Regions from separate parts of the Homo sapiens genome. Here region 2 is linked to region 1. The links are chromatin contacts, found by Hi-C in ENCODE. All regions are on one chromosome and are shown on one strand. Each heading gives the region's core, a stretch centred on a gene start or an enhancer-like site at or near the end of the contact. The rest is flanking DNA. Distances are from core to core; before and after follow the strand shown. Region 1 holds the start of KIR2DS4 (killer cell immunoglobulin like receptor, two Ig domains and short cytoplasmic tail 4 (gene/pseudogene)). Region 2 holds the start of FCAR (Fc alpha receptor).

Region 1 (7,674 bases), core at 1,970-4,469:
CAGAGAGCTCAGGGCCATGTGGGGAAGCAGGATGGGAGCACACAGCTGTGTGTTCCTCACTGGCAGGATGGTCCCTGGCCCAAGACAGGAGCCACAGAGGCAGGACTTTCTAGAGAGAGCACCAGACTCCCTGCCCCTGCCTTCAGCTCACAGACCGTTGCCTGATTCTGAACTGTATCCTCATGTCCCCTGCAGCCACTCACATCCAGGAGAAGGTTCCATGACAGGCAGAAAGTGGGAGACAGAATCAATGGGATGGGAACTCAGAGCTATTCATGGGATGGGTCCTTGAGCTCAGAGAGATAGAATGTCTGAGTCTGCTGTTGGCAACTGAGGGACCTCAGGCACCTATGGCCTCCCCCTGTTTGTTGGTATCTGCTTATGAAATGAGGACCCAGAAGTGCCCTCCGAGCTCTTTTGTTGACTTCCGTCTCCTACAGATGCTGCTGTAATGGACCAAGAGCCTGCAGGGAACAGAACAGCCAACAGCGAGGTAGGTGCTCCTCGGCCCAGCCTCGTGGCTAGTGTTATTCCCAAACAGTCCTGGAAAACGTGAGCACCCTCCCTCACTCAGCATTTCCCTCCCTCACTCAGCATTTCCCTCTCTCCAGGACTCTGATGAACAAGACCCTGAGGAGGTGACATACGCACAGTTGGATCACTGCGTTTTCACACAGAGAAAAATCACTCGCCCTTCTCAGAGGCCCAAGACACCCCCTACAGATACCATCTTGTACACGGAACTTCCAAATGCTAAGCCCAGATCCAAAGTTGTCTCCTGCCCATGAGCACCACAGTCAGGCCTTGAGGACGTCTTCTAGGGAGACAACAGCCCTGTCTCAAAACCGAGTTGCCAGCTCCCATGTACCAGCAGCTGGAATCTGAAGGCGTGAGTCTTCATCTTAGGGCATCGCTCCTCCTCACGCCACAAATCTGGTGCCTCTCTCTTGCTTACAAATGTCTAGGTCCCCACTGCCTGCTGGAAAGAAAACACACTCCTTTGCTTAGCCCACAGTTCTCCATTTCACTTGACCCCTGCCCACCTCTCCAACCTAACTGGCTTACTTCCTAGTCTACTTGAGGCTGCAATCACACTGAGGAACTCACAATTCCAAACATACAAGAGGCTCCCTCTTGACGTGGCACTTACCCACGTGCTGTTCCACCTTCCCTCATGCTGTTTCACCTTTCTTCGGACTATTTTCCAGCCTTCTGTCAGCAGTGAAACTTATAAAATTTTTTGTGATTTCAATGTAGCTGTCTCCTCTTCAAATAAACATGTCTGCCCTCATTGCTTCAGGTAATGTGACACTGTATTCGCTGAAAGAAACCGCTGTTATCATTACCATGTCCACATAACCCCATCTGTTCTCCGCTGGGTTCTCACCCCTGGACTCTGAGCTTCTGGAAGCAGGGTGGAGCCTCATTTGTCTCTGGGACTCCAATTTCCATCCAAAGATGCAGCACATAGGAGGTTCCAAGGATCGTGAATCACATGAACAAGTGATATTCTTACTCTCTGCAACCTGGAAAGCTGGCAGAGTCATTCCACGATGAAACATTTGTAGAGTCATAAGCCTTGCTAGTCTCATCTCCACGGGGACACATATCAACACATCATATTTCATACTATAAATATACAGTCGCTCCTCCATATCTGTGGGGTTTACAGGTGTTTATTGAACCAAGTGTAAATCAAAAATATTCAGAGAAAATGTCCACAAAGTTTCAAAATGCAAAACTATGTTGAATGGACACAAATGAGGCAGTGTGTAGGCTGTATCAGGAATTATAAGTAATCAAGAGATGATTTCATGTATACAGGAGGATGTGCATGGGTTATATCCAAATGCTGTGTCATTTTATGTAAGAGGCTTGAGCATCTGCAGATTTTGGTACCTGAGTGGAGATCCTGAAACCAATCACCCACGAATAGTAAAGGATGACCGTATATGACTTTTATTTCTCAATTTTAAATATAAATCATAAAAAATGTACAATAACTAGATAAAAAGTAAGAAGTGTTTTTATAGTGTGAGAATAAGTTTAGATTTATTTTTTCCTACGTGTAACCCTTTGGTTTAATATTATTTATTAAGAAGACATTCTATGCCACCTTAAACCACACGGCAGCCTTTGTCAACTCTAAAGGGACTGTGTGTACACGGATGTATTTTAGACACTGTTTCTGCTAAGGGGCTCTCTGTGTCCACACTCTTGAGGATGCTGCACTTCATGTAGCCTTATAAAACCCTTTAAATTTAGTAGCCAGAGCCCTCTAATTTGTTATTATAGGCTACTTGCTATTTTTTTTTCTTGAGGCGGAGTCTTGCTCTGTCGCCCAGGCGGGACTGTAGTGGAGCAATCTCAGCTCACTGCAACTTCCGCCTCCCAGGTTCAGGCGATTCTCGTGCCTCAGTCTCTTGAGTAGCTGGCGTTTCAGGTGCCTGCCACCAGGCATGGCTAATTTTTGAATTTTTAGCAGAGACGCGGTTTCACTGTGTTGGCCAGGCTGCTCTCAATCTCCTCATCTCAGTTGATCCGCCCACCTCGGCTTCCCGACCTGCTGGGGGAAACTTGATTTTCTATAGCATTATGTTACTGGATATTTCTGTAAAATTTAAAATGAGGGAGGCAGAGAGACAGAGAGAGAGCAAACTCCAGAGTTGGGACTCTGGAATCTTGAGTCATGAGACAAATTATAGATAAAACTACAAAAATCCAGAATTTACATGTGTGGTTTTTGCTGATAAAGTACAATTCTAAGATTGTAAATAATTGCATAATCCTTCCCTGGGAATTTAAATCATTTGAACTGGTTCTGCTGTAATACTAGAAATACAAGCATGAACAATTCTAATGGTTTATTAGTCACAATGACTCTGAAAACACTAATAATACCTATTAGATATTTTGCATATTACACAGGAAGAAGAGTTCGAATCTCAGATAAAAACAATAAAAATTCATGAAAAGTCTTTCATGTTAGCACAGATTTTAGGCATCTCATGTTTGGGAGGTTGGATCTAAGACATGTTTTGAGTTGGTCATAGTGAAGGACGCGAGGTGTCAATTCTAGTGAGAGCAATTTCCAGGAAGCCATGTTCTGCTCTTGAGCGAGCACCCACTGGGCCTCATGCAAGGTAGAAAAAGCCTGCGTACGTCACCCTCCCATGATGTGGTCAACATGTAAACTGCATGGGCAGGGCGCCAAATAACATCCTGTGCGCTGCTGAGCTGAGCTGGGGCGCGGCCGCCTGTCTGCACCGGCAGCACCATGTCGCTCATGGTCATCATCATGGCGTGTGTTGGTGAGTCCTGGAAGGGAATAGAGGGAGGGAGCGTGGGGATGGAGATCTGGGCCCAGAGGTGGAGATATGGGCCTGGAGGTGGAGTTATGGGCCTGGAGTGGAGATCTGGGCCTAGAGATGGAGTGATGAGCCTAGAAGTGGAGATCTGCGCCTGGAGTGGAGATCTGGGCCTGGAGTGAAGATCTGGGCCTGGAGTGGAGATATGGGCCTGGAGTGGGGATAGGAACCTGGAGTGGAGAGAGGAACCTGGAGGAGAGATAGGAACCTGGAGGGGAGGTAGGAGCCTAGGGTGGAGATATGGGACTGGAGTGGAGATATGGGACTGGAGTGGAGATATGGGCCTGGAGTGGAGTTATGGGCCTGGAGTGAAGTTATGGGCCTGGAGGTGGAGATACGGGCCTGGAGTGGAGATATGAGCCTGGAGTGGAGATATGGTCCTGGAGTGGAGATATGGGCCTGGAGTGGAGATATGGGTCTGCAGTGGAGTTATGGGCCTGGAGTGAAGTTATGGGCCTGGAGGTGGAGATATGGGCCTGGAGTGGAGATATGGGACTAGAGTGGAGATAGGGGCCTGGAGGTGGAGATCTGGGCCTGGAGTGGAGATCTGGGCCTGGAGTGGAGATCTGGGCCTGGAGTGGAGATATGGGCCTGGAGTGGAGATATGGGTCTGCAGTGGAGATATGGGCCTGGAGGTGGAGATATGGGCCTGGAGTGGAGTTATGGGCCTGGAGTGAAGTTATGGGCCTGGAGGTGGAGATATGGGCCTGGAGTGGAGATATGGGACTAGAGTGGAGATAGGGGCCTGGAGGTGGAGATCTGGGCCTGGAGTGGAGATATGGCCCTGGAGTGGAGATATGGGCCTGGAGTGGAGATATGAGCCTGGAGTGGAGATATGGCCCTGGAGTGGAGATATGGGCCTGGAGGTGGAGATATGGGCCTGGAGTGGAGTTATGGGCCTGGAGTGAAGTTATGGGCCTGGAGGTGGAGATATGGGCCTGGAGTGGAGATATGGGACTAGAGTGGAGATACGGGCCTGGAGGTGGAGATCTGGGCCTGGAGTGGAGATATGGCCCTGGAGTGGAGATATGGGCCTGGAGTGGAGATATGAGCCTGGAGTGGAGATATGGCCCTGGAGTGGAGATATGGGCCTGGAGTGGAGATATGAGCCTGGAGTGGAGATATGGCCCTGGAGTGGAGATATGGGCCTGGAGTGGAGATATGGGCCTGGAGTGGACATATGGGTCTGGAGTGGAGATACGGGCCTGGAGGTGGAGATATGGGCCTGGAGTGGAGATATGGGCCTGGAGGTGGTGATATGGGCCTGGAGTGTAGACATGGGCCGAGTGGAGATATGGGTCTGGAGTGGAGATATGGGCCTGGAGTGGAGATATGGGACTGGAGTGGAGATATAGGCATGGGGTGGAGACATGGGCCGGGAGTGGAGATATGGGACTGGAGTGGAGATACGGGCGTGGGGTGGAGATATGTGCCTGGAGGTGGAGATATGGGCGTGGGTTGGAGATATGGGCCTGGAGTGGAGATATGGGCGTGGGGTGGAGATATGGATCTGGAGTGGAGACATGGGCATGGGGTGGAGATATGGGCCTGGTGTGTAGATATGGGCCTGGAGTGGAGATATGGCCCTGGAGTGGAGATATGGGCCTGGAGTGGAGATCTGGGCCTACGGTGGAGATATGGGCCTAGGATGGGGATATGGGCCTGGAATGGAGATATGGGCCTGGGTGTGGAGATATGGGACTGGAGTGGAGATATGGGCCTGATGTGGAGATATGGGCTTGGAGTGGAGATATGATCCTGGAGTGTAGTTATGGGCCTGGAGGTGGAGATCTGGGCCTGGGGTGGAGATATGGGCCTGGAGTGGAGATATGGGACTGGAGAGGAGATATGGGACTGGAGTGGAGATATGGGCCTGGAGTGGAGATATGGGCCTGGATTGGAGATATGGGCCGAGGGTGGAGATCTGAGCCTGGATTGGAGATGTGGGCCCGGATTGGCTATATGGGTCTAGGGTGGAAATATCGGCCTGGAGTGGAGATATGGGCCTGGAGTGGAGATATGGGCTTGGGGTGGGGATATGGGCCTGGAGGCTGGGTCTCTGCACAGCCGAGAGCACTGTTCTTGGGTGCAGGTAGGCTCTGATGGTGAGTTTCCCTTCGGCCCAGGAAGGGGCTGGCTATCAAGACTCACAGCCCAGTGGGGGCAGCAAGGAAGGCCTTGTTTGCCTGCAAATGGATCTTCCATCATGATCTTTCTTTCCAGGGTTCTTCTTGCTGCAGGGGGCCTGGCCACAGGAGGGTAAGTCCTTCTCCAAACCTTAGGGTGTCATCTCCCCACATAAGAGGATTTTCCTGAAACGGGAGGGAAGTCCTGTCAGGGAGTCTCTCATAAACTAGGAAGAGGGGACCCTGGGGTGCTCGGCCCACAGTTCCGACCTTGCCTCCCTGGCCTCTCAACCCCTTGGCAGAGTCAAGTTGTGTGGGGACCAGGGTTGGACTAGGGTGTTCAAAGCTGGGTTGTGTGGTGGGGAAGTGGTAGGAACAGCAGATCCTCTGAGGACAAAGGTGTTACTCACACACTTCAGCGTTTCCATGACGGTAGGGGCTGCAGTGTGGCTGCTGTCATTCTACCAGAAGAGGTGGGAAACCACAGCCATGGCCCTGACATTCCAAATCCTCTGATGGGGGCTAAGTTTTTTATTTTCATTCAGGCAACTGCTGATATTCCATTCTCAAAGGACATGCCCTCCACTTCATGTCTACCCTGTGTTGTTTTATGTCAGTAATCTTACAGTATTAAAATCTAGTAGGAGTCTCTTACTCAGCACTTGCTCAAAGTTCTCAGCTGACACTTTTGTTGTACGGAGACACCTTGTCTTTGTGGGATGGGTCCTTCCTTTAGCCCTAGGCACCAAGGTGTGATAGCAGCCATAGAAATGTGGAAAGTGGGGAGAATCTTCTGAGCACAGGGAGGGAGGCACAGCTCCACATCCTCCTCTCTAAGGCGGCGCCTCCTTCACCCCAAGGTGGTCAGGACAAGCCCTTGCTTTCTACCTGGCCCAGCCTTGTGGTGCCTCCAGAACATGTGACTCTTCAGTGTCACTCTAATCTTGGGTTTAACAACTTCAGTCTGTACAAGGATGATGGGGTGCCTGTCCCTGAGCTGTACAACAGAATATTCTGGAAAAGCCTTTTCATGGGCCCTGTGACCACGTCACATGCAGGGACCTATACATGCCGGGGTTCACACACACACTCCCCCAGTGGGTGGTCGGCACCCAGCAACCCCCTGGTGATCGTGGTCACAGGTCAGAGGGCTCCTGTCTGGGATTCTCCTTGTCCCACCTCCTGAATCCCAGAGCTTCTGGTAGGCATGTCCTTGAGGGTCCCATCACGCAGGCCCTAACTGTATTTGGGGTAAAGGGGGATTGAATACAGGGAAATGGGTGCTGTGGTGGGAAGAATAAGTGTCCCCAGTGATGACTGCATTCTAATCCCTGGAGTCTGTGACTATTTATGTTATAGGGGAAGGGACTGAAGGGGAAGATGGAGCTCAGGTTGTTGATGAGTTGACCTTGAGATGGGGAGACAGCCTGGACTGTCCCGGTGGGCTCAGTATAATCACAAGTGTCCACATGAAAGGAGGAGGAAGAGGAGAGTGGGGATTAGAGCAGCGTAGTGGGAGACTCCATCAGCTTTGAAGGTGGATGAAGGCCATAAGCCATGAATGCAGGTGGCCTATAGAGGCTGGGAAAGTCAAGTAACTGATTCTCCTGAGTCTCCAGAGGGAACACAGCCCTGCAGATGCCTTGATTTTAGCCCTCGAAAAACAGGGTCCGCTTTCTGTCTCCAGAATCGGAGGGGGTCAGTGTGCTCTCTCCTGCTGCCATGCTTCTGATAATTTTCTACAGCAGCAACAGGAAACCAACACTGGAACCCAGGTCAAGGACAAGTTAAGAAAAGACACAAGGATAGCCAGGCATGGTGGCAGGTGCATGTAATCCTAGCGACTCGGGAGGCTGAGAGCAGGAGAATCGCTTGAACCCAGGAGACAGAGGTTGCAGTGAGCGTAGACCACACCACTTCACTCCAGCCTGGGTGAAGGAGTGAGACTCTGTCTCCAAAATTAATTAATTAATTAAAGAAACCAAACAAAGAGAAGGTTGGCTACACCGAGATCAGCAAGGGTGGGATGATGATGCCACCACCAGGCTCCATCCACATAGGGAGGGGTTGATACTCCTCAAATCAGCACGAGGAGCCAGCCTATGGAAACTGGCACCATGGAGAAGGCACAGACATGGCAAGAGTGGCTCCCAGTCCCCACCAGGAACAGGGTGTGTGGA
Region 2 (7,674 bases), core at 5,175-7,674, 42 kb after region 1:
TTTGGTGTCTGGTAGGGAGGGGGGTTTCCTGGAACCAATCACCCATGAATAGTGAAGGACAACTGTATATAATTTTCATTCATCAATTTTATAAATAAATCATCAAAATGTATGATAATAAGATAAAAAATTAGCAGTGTTTTTATGGTGTGAAAATAAGCTTAGATTTATTTTTTCCTGCTTGTAACCCTCTGGTCCAATGTTATTTACTGAGAAGACATTCTATTCCACCTTAATCCGCATGGCAGCCTCTGTCAACTATAAAAGGACTGTGTGTACACAGATGTATTTTACACACTCTTTTCTGCTCAGTGGCTCTCTGTGTCCACTCTCATGAGGATGCTGCACTTTATGTGGCCTTATAGAACCCCTTAAAATTTGGCAGCCTGAATCCTCTAATTTCTCCTTCCTCTTTAAGATTGCCATTATTATTATTATTGGCTATTTGCTTTTCCATGTAAATTTGTAATCATTTTTCTCATTTCCACCAAAAACAATGCTTGTAATTTTGTTGTGACTCCCTTACATCTACAGGTAAGTTCTGTCCTATAGAAACATAATGCAAACCACATGCATTCTTTCAAACTTGCTAGTATCCAAATTAAAAAGCTAACAAGAAACAGATAAAATTAATTTAAGTTAACCCAATGGACCCAAAATATTATTAACCCAACAGACCCAAAATATTAACCTAATAGATCCAAAATATTATTTTATTATACAAGTAGACTCAAAATATTATCATTTCAACATGTAATCATGTGTCATCTTGGAAAACATCAGATCCCTGTCTAGGTGGGCAAAGATTTTTCTTCGTAATATCTCATTTCCACATTTCCACTTGGCACAGAAACTGCCCCCAAGGCTCAGGATACTAAGATGCAGTAGGAATGGGTAGATGTATCTGGAGGAAAGTGACTGAATGAAATTGAGACATCAGAGTCTGGGAAACTCACTAGAACTACAGGGACAGTGTGGGGGAGGGAATTGGGAGATGTTGATCAAAGGATACAAACTATCAGGTATTCAGGAGGAATGGGTCTGAAGATCTCTTGTACAGCTTTGCCACTATGGTTGACAATACTGTACTCTATACTTGAAATTTACCAGGAAAGTAGATTTTTTTTTTTAAATATGGAACACTTCACGAATTTGCGTGTCATTCTTGCGCAGGGGCCATGCTAGTTTTCTCTGTATCGTTCCAATTTTAGTATATGTGCTGCCGAGGCAAGCATGGGAGAGTAGATTTTTTTTTTTTTTTTTTTTTTTTTTGAGCTGGAGTCTTGCTCTGTCACCCAGGCTGGAGTGCAGTGGCGCGATCTCGGCTCACCGCAAGCTCCGCCTCCTGGGTTCACGCCATTCTCCTGCCTCAGCCTCCCGAGTAGCTGGGACTACAGGCGCCCGCCACCACGCCCTGCTAATTTTTTGTATTTTTAGTAGAGACGGGGTTTCACTGTGTTAGCCAGGATGGTCTCGATCTCCTGACCTCGTGATCCGCCTGCCTCGGCCTCCCAAAGTACTGGGATTACAGGCATGAGCCACCACGCCCGGCTGGGAGAGTAGATCTTAAGGGTCCTCACCACAAAAAAAAAAAAAAGAAAGAAAGAAAAAGAAACCATAGGCCGGGCGCGGTGGCTCACGCCTGTAATCCCAGCACTTTGGGAGGCCAAGACGGGCAGATCACTTGAGGTCAGGAGTTCAAGACCAGCATGGCCAACATGGTGAAACCCTGTCTCTACTAAAAATGCAAACATTAGCCAGGCGTGGTGACACAAGCCTGTAATCCCAGCTACTCAGGAGGCTGAGGCACGAGAATTGCTGGAACCTGGGAGCGGAGGTTGCAGTGAGCCAAGATGGCACCACTGCACTCTAGCCTGGGGGACAGAGTAAGACTTCCTCTCAAAAAAAAAAAAAAAAAAAAAACAATAACCCTGCGAGATGATGGATATAACTAGCTTGACTATGATGATCATGTCACCATGTATACATACATCAAAACATCAAGTGTAATACACCTTAAATATATACAATTTCCATTTGTCAATCATATCTCAATAAAGCTAAAAGAAACCTCTAAGTTTCAACTTTATTTTCAGAAAGCTGTGCCATGCTTACCTCAGTGCCTAAGTATACTCTAATTCATGGAAATGGCCTTTAAAACTGCAGAGAGTGGCTGGGTGCAGTGGCTCACGCCTATAATCCCAGCACTTTGGGAGGCGGAGGTGGGCAGATCACGAGGTCAGGAGTTCGAGATCAGCCTGGCCAACATGGTGAAACTCTGTCTCTACTAAAAATACAAAAAATAGCTGGGCATGGTGGCAGGTGCCTGTAAATCTGAGATACTCAGGAGGCTGAGACAGGAGAATCGTTTGAACTGGGGAGGCAGAGGTTGCAGTGAGCCGAGATCCTGCCATTGCACTCCAGCCTGGGCGACAGGGTGAGACTCCATCTCAAAAAAAAAAAAAATACTGCAGAGAGTTAAGGCCCTCACTGGACACTCTCCGGTACCTCTGAGGTCAGTGGATAGAGAAGCAGCTCCCCTTCTTCTTCCTCGAAACAAAGGCCTCCTTCCTTCTTAGGTGTTTGAGACAAATTCTCCACACAGGTGCAGCTGAGTGCTGTAAAGTCCCACTGAGAGTTGAAGGTCCCCACTGCCAGTCACAGTTCGGTCCCACTGAGGGTTGAAGGTCCCCACTGCCAGTCACAGTTTGGTCCCATTGAGGGTTGAGAGTCTCCACTGCCAGTCACAGTTTGGTCCCATTGAGGGTTGAGAGTCTCCACTGCCAGTCAGTTTGGGCTTATTAGGGTTTATGCTGTGCACGGAGAATGGAACCTACCAATCAACTCTTAGTGACCAGTTAGACAGATTCAAGGCAAATTTCCCTGCTGGGAAATCCCAAATCCCAAAATATGCAGAGACCAATAGATGCCTCAATTCTTCCGTGTCTCCGTCTAAATCCTTGGGTCACTGTGACTCCTGTAGTTATGTGGCTTGTAATTCCTTGGGCCGTAGAATGGCTATGATAGGCCCTGTGCTAAGGGGACTGGTGACAGTTGAGACAGGAACATGGAAGCTATAGTAGTCAGGGTTCTCCAGAAAAAAAAATAATCAACACTAATAATGATAGATATATAGATAATGATTGATAGACAAATAATGATAGATATATAATGATATCACAAATAATGATAGACATATAGTTGGATAATGACAGATATATAATGATTGATACACAGATAGGGTATTTATATATTGGCTTATGCAACTATGTAGACTGACAGGTCCCATGATCTGCCATCTGCAAGCTGGAGACCCAGGGGAGTCCACGTGTAGTTCCAGTCTACGTGCAAAAGTCTGAGAACCAGTAGAGTTAGTGGTATACGTAACAGTCCAAAAGCTAGCAGGCTCATGCCGGGCATGATGGCTCACGCCTGTAATCCCAACACTTTGGGAGACCAAGGCAGGCAGATCACCTGAGGTCAGAGTTCAAGACCAGCCCGGCCAACATGGTGAAACCCCATCTTTACTAAAAATACAAAAATTAGCCGGGCATAGTGGCATTCGCTTGTAATCCCAGCTACTCAGAGGCTGAGGTACGAGAATTGCTTGAACCCAAGAGGTGAAGGTTGCAGTGAGCCGAGATCATGCCACAGCACTCCAGCCTGGGTGACAGAGTGAGACTCTATCTCAAAAAAACAAACAAACAAAAAAAGCTGGCAGGCTTAACATCTAAAGAGTCAATGTTTTAGTGAGAGTTCAAGAGCCAGAAAAGACTGATGTCCAGGCAAAAGGAACTTCATCTTACATTACCAGTTCAATGTTTTGTTCTATTCAGGTCCCACCTGATTGAATGAGGCCGACTCACATTAGGGAGAGCAATCTGCTTTATAAATTACACTAATTCCATTGATAATCTCATTCAGCAACACCCCCACAGACACACACAGAATAATGTTTAACCAAATATCTCAGCACCCCATGGCTACGTTACCATTCCTGTTCCACAAAAGGAGGAAACAAAAGAACAAAACCACACCAAATGTTGTGGTAAGTTGACAAAATCTGTTCCAGCCCATTAGTAAATATTGGCCACTGAAGTTCCTGAAATTCAACAATTAGTAAGTATCTCTCTCCCAATAGAAAGCCACGTCATTTGTAAACCATAACAATAGCTTTTGTTTTTTTGAGACACAGTCTCGCTCTGTGTTGCCCAGGCTGGAGTGCAGTGATCTTGGCTCACTGCAACCTCTGCCTCCTGGGTTCAAGTGGCTCTCCTGCCTCAGCCTTCCGAGTAGCTGGAATTACAGGCACCCGCCACCACACCCAAGTAATTTTTTATATTTTTAGTAGAGACTGGGTTTCACCACATTGACCAGGCTGGTCTTAAATTCCTGAACTCAAGTGATTCACCTGCCTTGGCCTCCCAAAGTGCTGGGATTACAGGCATGAGCTACTGCACCCAGCCAACAATAGTATTTTTAATTAGGTCATCCTGCCTTTACAATCTCTGCATTTTAAATACTCAACTAAGAGTACAGCCATTATTTGTCTTTCACCCAAAGTCCCATTCAAGTGAGAACAAAGGAATGAATAAATAAGGCATAAGTAACAAAACAACAAAAAAAGAAAATTAGAATGCGGTCAATTTCATGCAATCATCAACACCAAATTTCCAGAACGTAGTATTTCCAAATTTCCCGAACGTAAATATGTATGTGGAAATTAACAAAATGTGGCAAAACAAAAGGTCACTTAAATTTGCACAAATGAAACAGTCAACATGGAAGCTGATCGGCTTTCTGAAATATGGGACAAGCTCAGGACTTCAAAATACTTCGGCGTTGGAAGGGCTAAGTTATGATGTATTAAAATGAAAATAAAGTGGGGCGCGGTGGCTCACGCCTGTAATCCCAGCACTTTGGGGGACCGAAGTGGGTGGATCACGAGGTCAGGAGATCGAGACCATCCTGGCTAACACGGTGAAACCCCGTTTCTACTGAAAATACAAAAAAAATTAGCCGGGCGTGGTGGCGGATGCCTGTAGTCCCAGCTACTCGGGAGGCTGAGGCAGGAGAATAGCATGAACCCAGGAAGTGGAGCTTGCAGTGAGCTGAGATCACGCCACTGCACTCCAGCCTGGGCGACAGAGCAAGACTCCGTCTCAAAAAAAAAAAAAGAATAAATAAAATAAAATAAAATAGTAGAAGGTTTAATTAGGAATATTTCACTCTCCATACCTGAAGAATTCGTGATAGCCAGGAGTCTACAATCAAAATAACATAAATAATAAGATAAAAATAAAATTAATTTGAAGCCATAAAAAAAGAATGAGTTCATATGTTTTGTGGAAACATGGATGGAGCTGGAGGCCATTATCCTTAGCAAACTATACAAGAACAGAACACCAAATACAGCAGGTTCTCACTTATAAGTGGAAGCTAAATAATAGAACTCATGAACACAAAAAAGGGAAAAACAGACAATGGGGTCTCCTTTAGGGTGGAGGGTGGGAGGCGGGAAAGGAGCAGGCAAAGTAACTATTAGGTACCAAGCTTATTACCTAGGTGATGAAATAATCTGTACAACAAACCCCCATGACACAAGTTTACCTGTATAACAAACCTTCCCATGTACCCTTGAACCTAAAATAAAAGTTAAAAAAATACTCAATGAGCAACAATGTACATTATTTGAGGATAATTATATTAAAAGCCCAGACTTCACCACTACACAAAATATCCACGTAATAAAATTTCACTTGCGCTCCTTAAATTTATACAAATAAACAAAAAAGTATAATAAAATAGTAGATTCTTTCTTTAGAGATGACAAATAGTGCCAGAGAAAATGCCTCCACACTCTGGCATTGAGATCATCTCCAGGATAAGGGTATACTGCATGCCTGGTCAAGTCCAAGTAAATATACTCAGACCATGAATCTCAGAGATGAAACATAGGTTCAGAACAGACAAAGCCACAGAGCTTTTGACTAATGGCCCAGTGAAGGCAATGTCTGCCTGTATGGTATCCACCACCTTATATTCTGTCCCAAGCCCGTCTATTTGGATGTAGCATCTGGTTCAAAGATGAATTTGAACACCATTAGACACTGGCTTAATGAAAATTCACTTCTCATTCGTTTCTCATCTGAAACATAAATAGAAATATAGGTCTTAGGCAGGAGGATTTCTTGATGCCAGAAGTTAGAGACTACCCTGGCCAACATAGAAAGACCCCATCTCTATTTAAAAAAATATACATATATATGTCTTCTCTTGGGCTCCACCCAAGAGCAACCTGGAACTAAGTTATTCGGCAACGAACTGTTCCACTTTGTTGTGAGGCAATAGATGTGGAAATTCCCTGACGAGGGGCTCTGTCCTCATACTTCCTGCGGAGCTTATTGTCGTAAGAATATCTGTCATCCTGCTAATGTGCATTGAAAGGAGAGCAACGGGGCTGAGGCCGTGTCAGCACGATGGACCCCAAACAGACCACCCTCCTGTGTCTTGGTGAGTTTCAGAGTAAAAGTGGGTTAGAGGGGAAGATAGAGAAATCCCAAAATAATCAGGGTGTCTCTTAACAGTGTGACTAGGAGATTTTAGTGGCTGCCAAGGAGATTCTGATCTCCTTAGTGGAAAGGCCGTCTTTGTCAATGTATCTATAACTTTGTCTCTACCCAAGCCCAAGCTAGCTTGTGGGGCTCAAGGTTTAATATTTGTATTAAACCTATAGTGTGTTATCTGGGATTCATGATGGTCCCAAGGTTCTTATCAAGGAGAGACTTAGAGGCTGGAATCTGAAAGGTAAAAATAAAGAATGAACCTCAAAACTGTGATTGTTGTGGAAGGAAAACATATGATAGAACCCCATATAGAAATATGGTTACTAGTATTTTGTTGAAGATTTTTGCATTTATGTTCAACAAAGATATTATCCAGAAGTTTTCTGTTTTTGTTGTATCTCTGCCACATTTTGTTATCAGGATAATGTTGGCCTCATAGAATGAGTTGGGGAGGAGTCCCTCCTCCAGGATTTTTTTCAATAGTTTCAGTAGGAATAATACTAGCTCTTCTTGGCCGGGCGCAGTGGCTCACACCTGCAATCCCAGCACTTTGGGAGGCCAAGGCAGGCGGATCACAAGGTCAGGAGATCAAAACCATCCTGGCCAACATGGTGAAACCCTGTCTCTACTAAAAATACAAAAAAATTAGCCAGGCGTGGTGGCGGGCGCCTGTAGTCCCAGCTACTCGTGCGGCTGAGGCAGGAGAATGGCATGAACCTGGGAGGCAGAGCTTGCAGTGAGCCAAGATCATGCCACTGCACTCCAGCTTGGGCGACACAGCGAGACTCTGTCTCAAAAAAAAAAAAAAATGCCAGCTCTTCTTTATATATCTGGTGGGATTGAGCTGTGAATCCATCTGGTACTGGTCTTTTTCTGGTCTGTCATTACAGAGGGTGATTTGTCGTAAAGGTTGGAAATGGAAGCTTGATTTTTCATAAATCTCTCTCTTCCAGTGCTCTGTCTGGGCCAGAGGATTCAGGCACAGGAAGGTAAGTGTCCTGTAAATCTCTCCCAGCCCCTTTAGACCCTCTTGGGAGCTCTAGGATAAAGAAATTGAAGAATAGCCTGAAGCACCATTCTTATTTTAATCCCCATTCTAGTTGTTTCT

The links. Hi-C counts contacts between places; a loop is a spot of excess contacts on that map. Pooled maps may share reads with other maps.
Region 2: a pooled map shows a loop between it and region 1 (2.1-fold over the local background). The contact joins the promoter of FCAR here to the promoter of KIR2DS4 in region 1. A Hi-C loop is called at or near these places in 2 of 50 pooled maps.

The regions. Positions count from the first base shown.
Region 1 is chr19:54,829,488-54,837,161 of GRCh38, forward strand. KIR2DS4 (killer cell immunoglobulin like receptor, two Ig domains and short cytoplasmic tail 4 (gene/pseudogene)) reads left to right here and starts at 3,220. Exons shown (of 7, transcript NM_001281972.2): 1 at 3,220-3,311; 2 at 5,592-5,627. The coding sequence starts at 3,278. It overlaps KIR3DL1 (killer cell immunoglobulin like receptor, three Ig domains and long cytoplasmic tail 1), which reads left to right. Exons shown (of 9, transcript NM_013289.4): 8 at 441-493; 9 at 612-1,291. The coding sequence ends at 788.
Region 2 is chr19:54,867,811-54,875,484 of GRCh38, forward strand. FCAR (Fc alpha receptor) reads left to right here and starts at 6,425. Exons shown (of 5, transcript NM_002000.4): 1 at 6,425-6,513; 2 at 7,520-7,555. The coding sequence starts at 6,480. It also overlaps the pseudogene RNU6-222P.